Regions from separate parts of the Homo sapiens genome. Here region 1 is linked to region 2. The links are chromatin loops, found by intact Hi-C in ENCODE. Cell type or tissue: PC-3. All regions are shown on one strand. Links, peaks and the distances in the headings refer to the core of each region. The heading gives the core; the rest is flanking DNA. Region 1 overlaps PPFIBP1 (PPFIB scaffold protein 1). Region 2 overlaps BMAL2 (basic helix-loop-helix ARNT like 2).

The links. Peaks named below come from ENCODE experiments on the same cell type or tissue, not always from the same donor. Only the 100,000 strongest peaks of a DNase experiment are listed, where the experiment ranks them.
Region 1: a loop joins it to region 2, with 9 times the contacts of the local background. A loop is called at or near these places in 11 of 110 quality-filtered maps.

What each region holds. Positions count from the first base shown.
Region 1 is chr12:27,563,443-27,568,823 of GRCh38, forward strand. The region is part of intron 1 of PPFIBP1 (PPFIB scaffold protein 1); the gene reads left to right. Among named protein-coding and RNA genes, the nearest start is that of PPFIBP1, 42 kb to the left of the region's middle. In PC-3, for the core only: a CTCF peak has its summit at 2,952 (motif pointing left); no DNase peak of the experiment used is centred there; H3K27ac peaks cover 1,056 bases.
Region 2 is chr12:27,422,363-27,427,743 of GRCh38, forward strand. BMAL2 (basic helix-loop-helix ARNT like 2) reads left to right here. Exons shown (of 17, transcript NM_020183.6): 17 at 1-2,924. The region is part of intron 1 of BMAL2-AS1 (BMAL2 antisense RNA 1); the gene reads right to left. It also overlaps a transcript of SMCO2 not described here. Among named protein-coding and RNA genes, the nearest start is that of BMAL2-AS1, 22 kb to the right of the region's middle. In PC-3, for the core only: CTCF peaks have their summits at 436 and 2,434 (motif pointing right); a DNase peak (open chromatin) is centred at 2,449.

The DNA of each region.
Region 1 (5,381 bases), core at 217-5,216, 140 kb after region 2:
CGAGACTCCATCTCAAAGAAAAAAAAAAAAAAAAAGCAGACAACTCAGAGATGAGGCAGAAGAGGGAACCAGTGGAGAGACTGGGCACAAAGAGAAAAGACTTGTAGGGTAAGAGGAGACTCCACCTGCCATTGCCGACTTTGAAGGGACCATAAGCCAAGGAATGCAGGTGATCCCTTGAAGTTGAGAACAACCCCCACAGCCAGCAAGGAAATAATGATAAAGCCTCAAGTTCGCCCATCATGGATCCTGGTGGCACTACTCCCTCCTTAGTGTCTTTCCCCAGGCTGTCAGTCAGAGTTATTCCCTGCATTTAATATGTCATTGTGCATATGTGGGGTTTTTTTGTTTTTTAACATAAAGGGACTTAAGGAATATGCAGACCCCAAAGACTCAGCACTGGGCAAGCCAGCCATAAACACTTCCCTTTTTTTTTTTTTTCTTTTTTGAGACGGAGTCTCTCTCTGTCACCCAGGCTGGAGTGCAATGGTGCGATCTTGGCTCACTGCAACCCCCGCCTCCTGTGTTCAAGCGATTCTCCTGCCTTAGCCTCCTGAGTAGCTGGGACTACAGGTGCGTGCCACCACGACTGGCTAATTTTTGTATTTTTAGTAGAGACAGAGTTTCACCATATTGGCCAGGCTGGTCTCGAACTCCTGACCTTGTGATCCGCCTGCCTCGGCCTCCCAAAGTGCTGGGATTACAGGCGTGAGCCACCGTGCCTGGCCAATGCTTACCTTTTTACATGAATTCAACCTGTGAGACAGTGAGAAATTACTTAACTTTGAACTTTTGGTCTTTCTTCTTCAAAACTTGAGATAATATATACAGTCCTCTGCATGTAAGAAGACAGAATGAGTGTACTTTTTATCTCCAAATTTGTATGTAAGGATATTTGAAAGGGAGTCAAGTGTGTAGTTTAGAAATAGTCTTCTTAAACATTCACATAGCTCCTTTCACAAAAATAAAATTCTCTGAGCCCTTTTCATTATGATTTACCAAGTCTGGTCTTGTTTTCACTGTTGTCATTGTTGTTGTTTAAAGAAAATTCTTTTCTAGTTGATTTCTGGAAGTTGAATGGCAGGGAGATGAAGGTACCTTAAAGGTAAATTTTTGCATGACTAACTTGTCCCTCTTGTGCTAATTATACGTGCTTTCACTTTTCTCCAACAGTCTCCAAGTTCATCTTCCCTCTGGCCTTTGATGTGTGTCTGTCAGCTAATATTTTTATACAGGTAATATTTTCGAGTTCCTGCCAGAAGAATTCCAGGGAAAACTTTCTCATCTTGCTTTCCGGGTCTCTCCTGCCTCTCTCCCTCCCTCTTCCTAATCTGCTCTTTGTTCTCATGGCGTCCTCTCCTATTTTCCCAGGCCGCCAGCCCCTTTGACTCCCCGTCAAGGCCAGGTGCTGGCCAGTCACCTCACCGAGGACCCCGGTGGTCCCCAGAACCCTTTGTCTTCCTGTCTTATGCCATGACTGCCCTGTGACCGCTGCTTCCAGGCTGTAGGGCACTGCTAGAAAAAATGATGAATCACTGCTGTCTCTTCAGCAGACTAATTAATAGACAGCAGTCCTTTGATTCTTCATCTCCTGTTGACTTCCCAACCCATTTCCTTCAGTAGCTCTTAGAATGCTTTTTACACAGTTTGTAAGTCCCAGTCTGCAGTCTCCACTCAATCTCTAAGGATGACATCACTACCTTATTTTATTGAGAAGATCTGGGTCAGGGGACACAATTCAAATGTCAACAGGGGCCATCGAAATTATTGAAATGAAAGGGGTGTTAGGCAGGGGCTGTTGTAGACTTGCAGGAGGCTGGCCTTGCCCAAGGAGGGGCAGCACTCATTGGAGTCCGGGGAAAGCTGGGCTCAGTATTGCCCCATCTTCTGTTTTCTCTAGAAAAATCAAATATCTGGTTTTCTAGTGAAATCTCTACCTGTTGAAGTCACATTTTTGGAAATACTGTGTGGGCTAGAACAAAACACATCTGGGAGCTAGTCATCTTGATTCTAGGGCTTCTCTTTCTTTTTTCACCTCACCGTATTTCTCTATATTCATTTGCCAGCATTTCTTTGTCTCCAGGGTCACTTCTTTTCCTTCCTGTCTCACATGTCCAGTTGTTTTCTCTCTACCTTTTATCTGCATAAAAACATTCAGGATGTCCCCCTTCCTAAGCACATAACTAATGACTCCTCCTTCTGTGCTACTCCCCGTGTCCCGTCTTTTCTTCGTTCTTTCATACTGAGTTTATAAACAGTGAAGGGGTCTACGTTCATTGCTCTTACTTCTTCACTCCTTTTAACACCTACAGTCGTTTGTCTTCACGACTTCTCTGAAGCTGTCTCATTCCCTGGACCCTATGATTGTACTAACCCGAATTTTCCTCTCTGAGCACTACTTTGCCGTCTGTTTTCACCAGCTCATCTTGCTACATCCTAACCATGTTATTTCTCCATCTTACTCACTTTTCCTTCTTAAATAGCCCCCATAACTACCCTTAATTATAAGTTATTTTTTCCTGGTTTTTCCTAGTATTTCATCTGCCCATCTCATGTGACAGCCTTATGTTAGATTACATTATAGGTCATTAATATGCTTCTCCTAATGGATCATGAAATTTTTTTTTCCCAGAAAGAGACTTTACCTTATTATTAAGTTTTTTTGGTTCCCTATACCATGTAGCCCAGTGGTAGGTATCGAATACATTTTTTAAATGATAACTTTCACATTATTAGTAATTAAAACCTAAGACCATAGGATACCTCTGATACCGCCACCACCAAGCCCAGCAGATTAGAACTTATGAAGGTTTTTTTGCCACATGCTAGGTTTGGCCCATGATAGTCAAAGAAAAAACTATGTCTCTCACTTGAATGCTTCTTCCACAGAAGATTAGCTCTGTGATTGTATTCCAGGACAGCTGACTCCACCTGCTGTTCGCAAAATATGGAAAGTATATTATTTGCATAGCAAGGATGGGTTTTCTTCAGAAGTACTGTTCTAGACAGAAATTGGTAAAAACTCAAGTGAATCAAAAGCCTTTAGGATAAAACCCCATTTAGAATAGTGATGGGGGACAGGGGTGAAGAAAAGAGGTAGTCCCTCAAAGTTAAGCTTTAGTTTGAGGAGGAGATTTTAACTTTTAATTACGGATAACAACTACTAAAAATGGATAATAATGAGGACTTTTGGGGCAGTGGGTGAGGGCTTATTGTTTGCTAAGCTCTCTATGTGAATTACATCACTTAATTCTCACACAGTAAGTGGGAATTATGGAATCTCCATTTTATAGATGAGGACCCTGAAGCACAGAGAAGTTAAGTCAGCTTGTTTAAGGCCACACGGTCAGCAAGTACTGGAGCTGGGATTCAGCCAAATCCCAGAGCCCATCCTACTAACCGCTCTGTACCAGAAAAGGGAGTTGAGGAGGGAAAGAAAGGATCAGTCTGGAACATCTGTTTCCTACCCCTGTTACTAGGATCTAAATACTACTTTATAATAAGTCTGTTCCTGCCCCAAAGGCAATTTTGTGGCACCTTTGCACATTGTGCCTCAGTTTATCTTCCATATTACTCAGTGTTAGCAGAAGAGGAAAGCACACTGGTTTTGTTCTGTCTGTCTTTCTAATCTATATCAATAAAGGGCAGAATATCAATAAGGAAAAATTAACCTACGTGAATTTTAAAGGTGAACTGGAATGTATTAAATTGTACCTGCAAATACAATTCAGACCATGGGGTGCTCTACAGGCCCAATAACTCAGGTTCTTCAGTGAATAACTTGGAAGGAAAAAGAAAAAAGATGAAGAAGGAACCTGTAGATTGAAACACTGTTTAAAGATCTATCAACCAACCACAGTGGTGGGTCCTAATGAAACCCTAATTTAAACAAATGGTTTTTAGATACAACTTTTATAAAATAATTGGGAATGTGATCACTGACTAGAAATGGGGTGATGCTGGCATAGAAATTCCTCTCCCTAGCAATAGGAATTATTGCTAATTTGGGGGAATATGATAATAGTCTTACAATTACCTTTTAGACATATGTACTAAAATATTCATGGAACAAATGATAGGATTTCTTGGATTTGCTGCAAGATAATATGGGAGTGTGGGTGGTGGGAGGATAGATGGAACCAGATTGGCATGGGTGGTGATTATTGAAGCTGGTCATGGGTACTTGGCACTTCATTGTCTTAATCTACTTATGTTGGTACATCTTTGACATTTTCCATAATGAAAGTTTCAGGAAAAAAAATAAACTGGTAAATCCAACTTAAGCAATAAATTAATTTAAAACTTAAAATACTTAAGGTATTTTAAAGTCTGGAAAGGTTGTTTGGTCTCAGTGAAGTTTAATCCTGGCTCAGCATTCAGATCAAGTAGATATTGTCGGGACACTGATTGAAACCCAAGATAAGTTTATATCCCATATCATTAAGGAGACATTCTGGACTTAAAAAAGTTTAAGAGGTGGGGTATTGCTATGTTGCCCAGGCTGGCCTCAAACTCCTGGGCTCAAGCAATCCTCCTGCCTCAGCCTCCCAAGTAGATGGGATTGCAGGCTCTCACCACGGTGCCCAGCCACCAGACTTTTTAATTTTTAAGGGCAACGGGAAAAGAATAAAATTTGCCTTTAATCTAACTCATCTTTCCTCTTAAGAGACTACATGGCATGGACCCATAGTGGCCTCAAAAAGTTACAGCCCTTGATGGTGTTGTGAAGAAGAAGGGTCATGGGATCTCATAAGAAAGAGAAGTTGTCATTAATGCTGGTCAGGCAGTTAGGCAAATGTAGCCACAGTAATCTTAGAAGTTATTTTTTCATGTTTTCTGGTTCATTAGGGAGATTTTGCTTTTAATCTCAAAAAGTACTGCTGTATTCTTTTTTGTATTGGTTGACTATTTAAAAATCAAAGTTTGCAGGGGAGAGTGTTCTTAAGTGATATATTAAGCTTAGGATAGTGTGTTTAATTACTGCTTTCTGTAGAAGTTAAGAATGCCAGTGTTACATCTTTCTTCACCAAGCCCATCTCATTCAGCTTCCAACTGTGTAAGGATGAGGGATGGAAGTGGAGGGGCCTTGTTTTGCTTTGGAAGCAGATATGATGCCAGGATGTTCTCAATCACGGAGTGCTTGTGGGTGTAGTGGGTCACTTAACAGAGCCGGCTTCCCTAGCCAGCCTTCTCCTTCCAGCCTCTCCCAGACTTCTCCCGTCTTCTAGAAACTTCCTTCCTAAAATTATTTAATGGCTTTGCTTCCATGACCTGTGTTCTTTCCCAGTGAATTTATCAATAACCCATCTTGTTGCTGACCACTTTTAAACAGATGAAGTTCAACCATGAATGAACCCAGGGATTTTTACTAAACTTTCTGG
Region 2 (5,381 bases), core at 199-5,198:
TTATTTTGACCCTGCATGCTATTTCTTTAGCTGTAGGTGATAGATTAGAACTTCTGTCAGACATGTTAATGACAAACATACCAACAGACAATAACCAAAAGCAAATGTTTCCTTCAAGTGTGAAATGTGCAGGGGCTTCGTGGGCAAGGATGTATTGGCACACTGTCCTCTTGAACTGATAGTGTCCCAGCAATGTTGGAGGGTTGGCACCATTCCTGGTCCGACACTTGAGGACCTGAGAGACATCAGGTTTAGAATGAGCCAAAGAAATCCTACAAGATGGGGAGAATTGGTGTGCAGCAGCCTAAGTGTTATAGTTAAGTCTAAAGAAGTATGAAAGATCCCCTGTGTTCTCTAAATTGAGCAGAGGGGCCTGCCTACCAATATCACTTTTTAGGGGACTGAACCATTGCAGGTTAGACTTGGCTTCCAAAGAGTCTGCCTAAGCCAGGGGTGGCAGGGTAGGCCATCATAGCTGGATGGCCTCAAAAGCAGATGGGGGCAGACTTGCCCTCGTGATGCCAGGATTTGAGAGGCAGAGTTTCTAGAGGGAGACCAGTGCTGCCTCTCACAGTGGCAGTTTTTTCTCTTTGCAAGAGGAGGGGCTGTTCAATTCCATAGACCAGTGGGCAGATAGCCAGTTGAATACTCTGTGCATGGTTTGATCCTTTATTAGTTCGCTCTAATATTTTTCTGTAGATCCTTTTGTCCTGGACTCAAAATCTAATCCATGCATTGTATGATACCGTAGCTCTCCTAAGGTTTGTGTTTCCTTCAAAATGTTTTAGTTTTCTTCAACTAAATTTGATTTTTGCTGTTAGAAGTGACATATTTTTATGGTATACACTATGTTCCTTTTTTCTACTGCGAGTCAATTTTTTGAATTTTCGTGAGAAAGAATATATCTACAAATTGCACGAAAGTATCATAAAAACAGTACTCTAGACTTTTCTTTTCTTTTCTTTTTTTTTTTTTTTTTTTTTTTGAGATGGAGTCTCGCTCTATCGCCCAGGCTGGAGTGCAGTGGCGCGATCTTGGCTCACTGCCATCTCTGCCTCCTGGGTTCACGCCATTCTGCCTCAGCCTCCAGAGCAGCTGGGACCACAGGCGCCCGCCACCACACCTGGCTAATTTTGCTTTGTATTTTCAGTAGAGACGGGGTTTCACCATGTTAGCCAGGATGGTCTCGATCTCCTGACCTCGTGATCCGCCCACTTCGGCCTCCCAAAGTGCTGGGATTACAGGCATGAGCCACTGCGCCCGGCCTACTCTACACTTTTTTTAACCCTAAGAATTACCACTACAGTAATGTAGTGGAGTGGGAAGAGTGCCTGGAATCAGAAGACCCTGTTGAGGCTGAATTTAGCTGTATGACCTCATGCAAGCCATTTAAACTCTGTGCCTCAGCGTCCTCATTTTTAAAAGGAGGTTTGATCTCTATGTTTACTTCCAGCTCTGATTCTGGGATTCTAATCCACAGGACTTGGGTGTTAGGGTGGAACCTAGAACTGTGCTGTCCAGTGCAGTAGCCACTAGCCACATGTGGCTACTGAGCACTTGCAATGTGGCTAGTACAAAGTGAGATGTGCTATCAATGTAAGATACATACCAGATTTTGAAGACTAGTATTACCAAAAGAATGTAAAATATCACATTAATAATTTTATATTAATTACATGTTCAAATGATATTTTGGATATACTGAATTAAAACATTAAAATTAGTTCTACTTGTATCTTTTTACTTTTTTAATGTGGCTAGAAGAAAATAAAATTATACATGTGGCTCAGATTATATTTCTATTGGACAGCGCTGCTCTAGAACATTATATTAAGTGGTTATTATTGAAGTAGACCAAAGTTTATACCATAAGGATATTTTTCCTTAAATACCATGTTTGAAGAACAATTATTTATTGATCCTTGAATCTGTAAGATCAAATAACAAGTCTCTATCCATGTTACCAAATTTAAACTTTTGAAAATAATAAACTTTAAAATATCAGATGTGTTATTACAGGATGATACTTGGAATCAAGTGAAATGAGTTATATGGTCATCACTAAATTTAGAAATCTATTGTGAAACAAAGACAAACAGGAAAGTACAGAATAGAGACTTTTAGTAAATAAATGGAATTTAAAAGAAAGTGTTTATTTACAGTGTCACGACAGAAAAGGATGTCTTTGTTGTCATAGTCTTTGAGGGATCTCCGTAAAATCTGGGGCACAGGTACAAGAAATAGCCAATATTTAGTTCCCAGACCATGTTTAGTAGTGTCCAGTTTCAGATCATGCTGCCAAGAGGTATCTCCCCCTCAGGTGGGTCATCACTGAGCCCTGGAATTGGAGACTCATACTTGCCCAGCACAATGTTACGGGCAGACAGGCCGACATCTATGATTAGCTAGAAGCCATAAAGAAAAGCTGCTAAGTGGCCACTAGGTGCCACTTTTCTGTTTTTGTAATGCTTTCATTAGCAGATCTTTTTTTTCCAAGCTCCATGGGGCCTATGAGAGGCATTTATGATTTTTGTGCCTACAATAAGTCAGCCTGTCTGGTGTGAGTTGTTTTATGAGAAATGCTTTCCAAGGGAGGTCTAGGAAGATCCTGACACATAAGAACTTTGGCTTAGAGAGCTTTCCAGGTGTAGTGCCAATAAAAACTGACCTGGAAAGAAAACCTGCCCAGCACGGAACATGCTTTCTGAACTCACTTGAGAGTGTATGGTGTATGTCACTTCTCATATATTCTTGAGTTTAGATTTGTCTTTTATACAATTTTTAGCTCTTTTCCAGTTCACTTGTGCTCGTCTGTATATTGGTATTTTTAAATTTTTGTGGTAAATAATGAAAAGAGTGAAATTATATTTTATAATTACTCATTTGTAGTTTTTTTTTTTAATTTAATAAACTTCCTCCAAAAAGTGCTCCCTTAACTACTTTCTAATGTGGAAACATAGATTAAGGAAACCATCCAGTGCCCTCAAACCACTGGGCAGAGGGGTACATTGAACTCTGTTACTATATATATTTCTGGGTATGTTCCCCAGGGTATACTAACTGCTGTAACAACTCCAAAATCTCAGTGGTTTAACCAGTAAAGGTTTCCTTGTGCTCACGTCAGACTCCAACGTCATCAGCCTTATCTGTCCCTCTGACTCTCTCCTCCTCCCTTTCTGCCTCTTCCTCATTCCATCCCTCAGCTTTGCTTTCCTATGAGCTGGTTTTATCTTCCGGTGGACCCTCTCCGCATAATGACACTCAGAAGTTCCAAGCGTATATTGTTCTTATACCTGACAATTTCAGTGGAAAGAGAGCCTCTCTATTTCCTAGTAATTCACATGCACATATGCATTGACTGGGCCTCTGGATCAACTTGGTTTACCTGGACTTTCTGTTGTGTGGTTGCAGTATCTACACTAATTCTAGAGAGTCAACCATCATGAATTATAAGGTTCTATTGTCCCTTCTGCAGATAACCCTGTCCTCCCTCAGGCCCCAGGCTGTCTAGCTGTTGGCATCTGACATCTTTTCCCCTTCAAGGATGCCTTTAAAGTTTATTTTAATTTATTTAATCAGAATTAAAATGTTAGGAAGGGAAGGCAAAATAAGCAGTAGGTTCTTTCCAGGTCAACAGCCTGGAATATACAGATTAGCCAGGCTGTGATACATGCTCAACCTTGGGTTGAAGTTTGGCGAGGCAGCCCTGTTGGAATCTGGGGATCTCCCATGGGGATCTTCCAACACACTGGACTCTCCTCTTCCCCAGGTCTCCCACTGCCAGCACAAGAGGCTGTGAAGGTGAAGAGGATACAGATTTAAGAGATTTGTATTACAGAAGTAGGATGGCAAGAACTTGAGGACCAATTGCATATGGGAAATGTTGAAGCAAAAGCAGTGAACAATGACTCAAGTTTCTGGCCCCAGGGGTCTGGATTGCAGTGCTGTTCAAGAGGTAAGAGTTACATGAGGAGAGACAACTTTGGGGTAGAAGATGCATCACTTCTAGACAAATTGTGTTCAGGTGATGTCTAGCAGATAGTTGGATATGTGAGTATGGAGGATGGGAGAGAAAGCTGAGATGAGCGGCACACTGAAGCTTTTGAGCCTCAGTTTCTTCATTCGTAAAGTAGACTTCATTTGTAAATACCCTTGCAGAGCTTTAGTGAGGATTAAATTAGCTTATGTAAAGTGCTTACACATTGTCTGACAGTAATTTTAACAATGATCATTATATGTTAATTTATAAGCTCTACAGTATGATAATAAATGTTGGAAATTAGTGTTATAGAGAAGCTTCATCATTAAGTTAGTAAAAAATTCCTGAGACTATATAGCAAACAAATATATAAGTAGTACAACAGTAATTTAAGCCTTGCAAAAGTTTAACCCAAATAACAGTAGAAATTCATAACCAATGGGAAAGCGTTAAGTACCTAGAGAACCCAACTGAGGTAGGGTGTTTGGGAAGACGTATATCTACAGCACAAAGAGGTAAACAATTTTGTTTGCTAAGGTGGACATCTATAAGGCATTTTAAAAGAAAGTTGAAATGGTTCCTAATAAATGACATCATTTGTTTCAATGACAATTTGTTTCAAATAAGTAAGCACTTATTTATCCTGTGCTATGCTCTTAGAGACAATTGAAAACGCCACAGTCCCTGCTCTTAAGAGACTACAGTTTGGTAGAAAGACAGTGGAAAGCAGTAACTATAGAATGTGATAGCTGCTACTTTAAAGGGATGTGCAAAGTGCTAATAGAGTATGGGAAGGTCAGGCTTTAACTTTGCTTGTGAAGAGTCATCAAAATATGTTATACTCTGGCAGTTTTTTCCTATTTATCCAGCCCAGTGGTTTTCAAATTTATTTGCATCAGAATTACATGGAGGACTTGTTAAAACACAGATTATGGGTCTCCTCACGCCCATAATTTCTGATTCAGTTGGTCTGACTTGGAGCTTGGGAATTTGCATTTCCAGTAAGTTGTCATGTGATGCTGAGGCATCTGGCCTGGGGACCACACTTTGAGAACCGCTGATCTTGCCATTCACAAACAACAAATGGACGTATCCACAGACCTCTTATTCTAGGGCTCTTCTGAGGAAAGTAGAGTAGGGAACAGAGGGCCTCAGGAGGCCTACCTACTTATTTTGCCTACCCTACTGCTTATTTTGCCTTCCGTTTATAACATTTTAATTCTGATTAAATACATTAAAATGAACTTTAAAGGCACCCTTGAAGGGGAAAAGACGTCAGAAATAGCCAACAGCCAGACAGCCTGGAGCCAGAGAGGGGAAGGGATGTGCAGAAGGGACAAGAGAACCTCTTGTAATTCATGATGGTTGACTCCCTAGAATTGGTGTAGGTACTGCAACCACA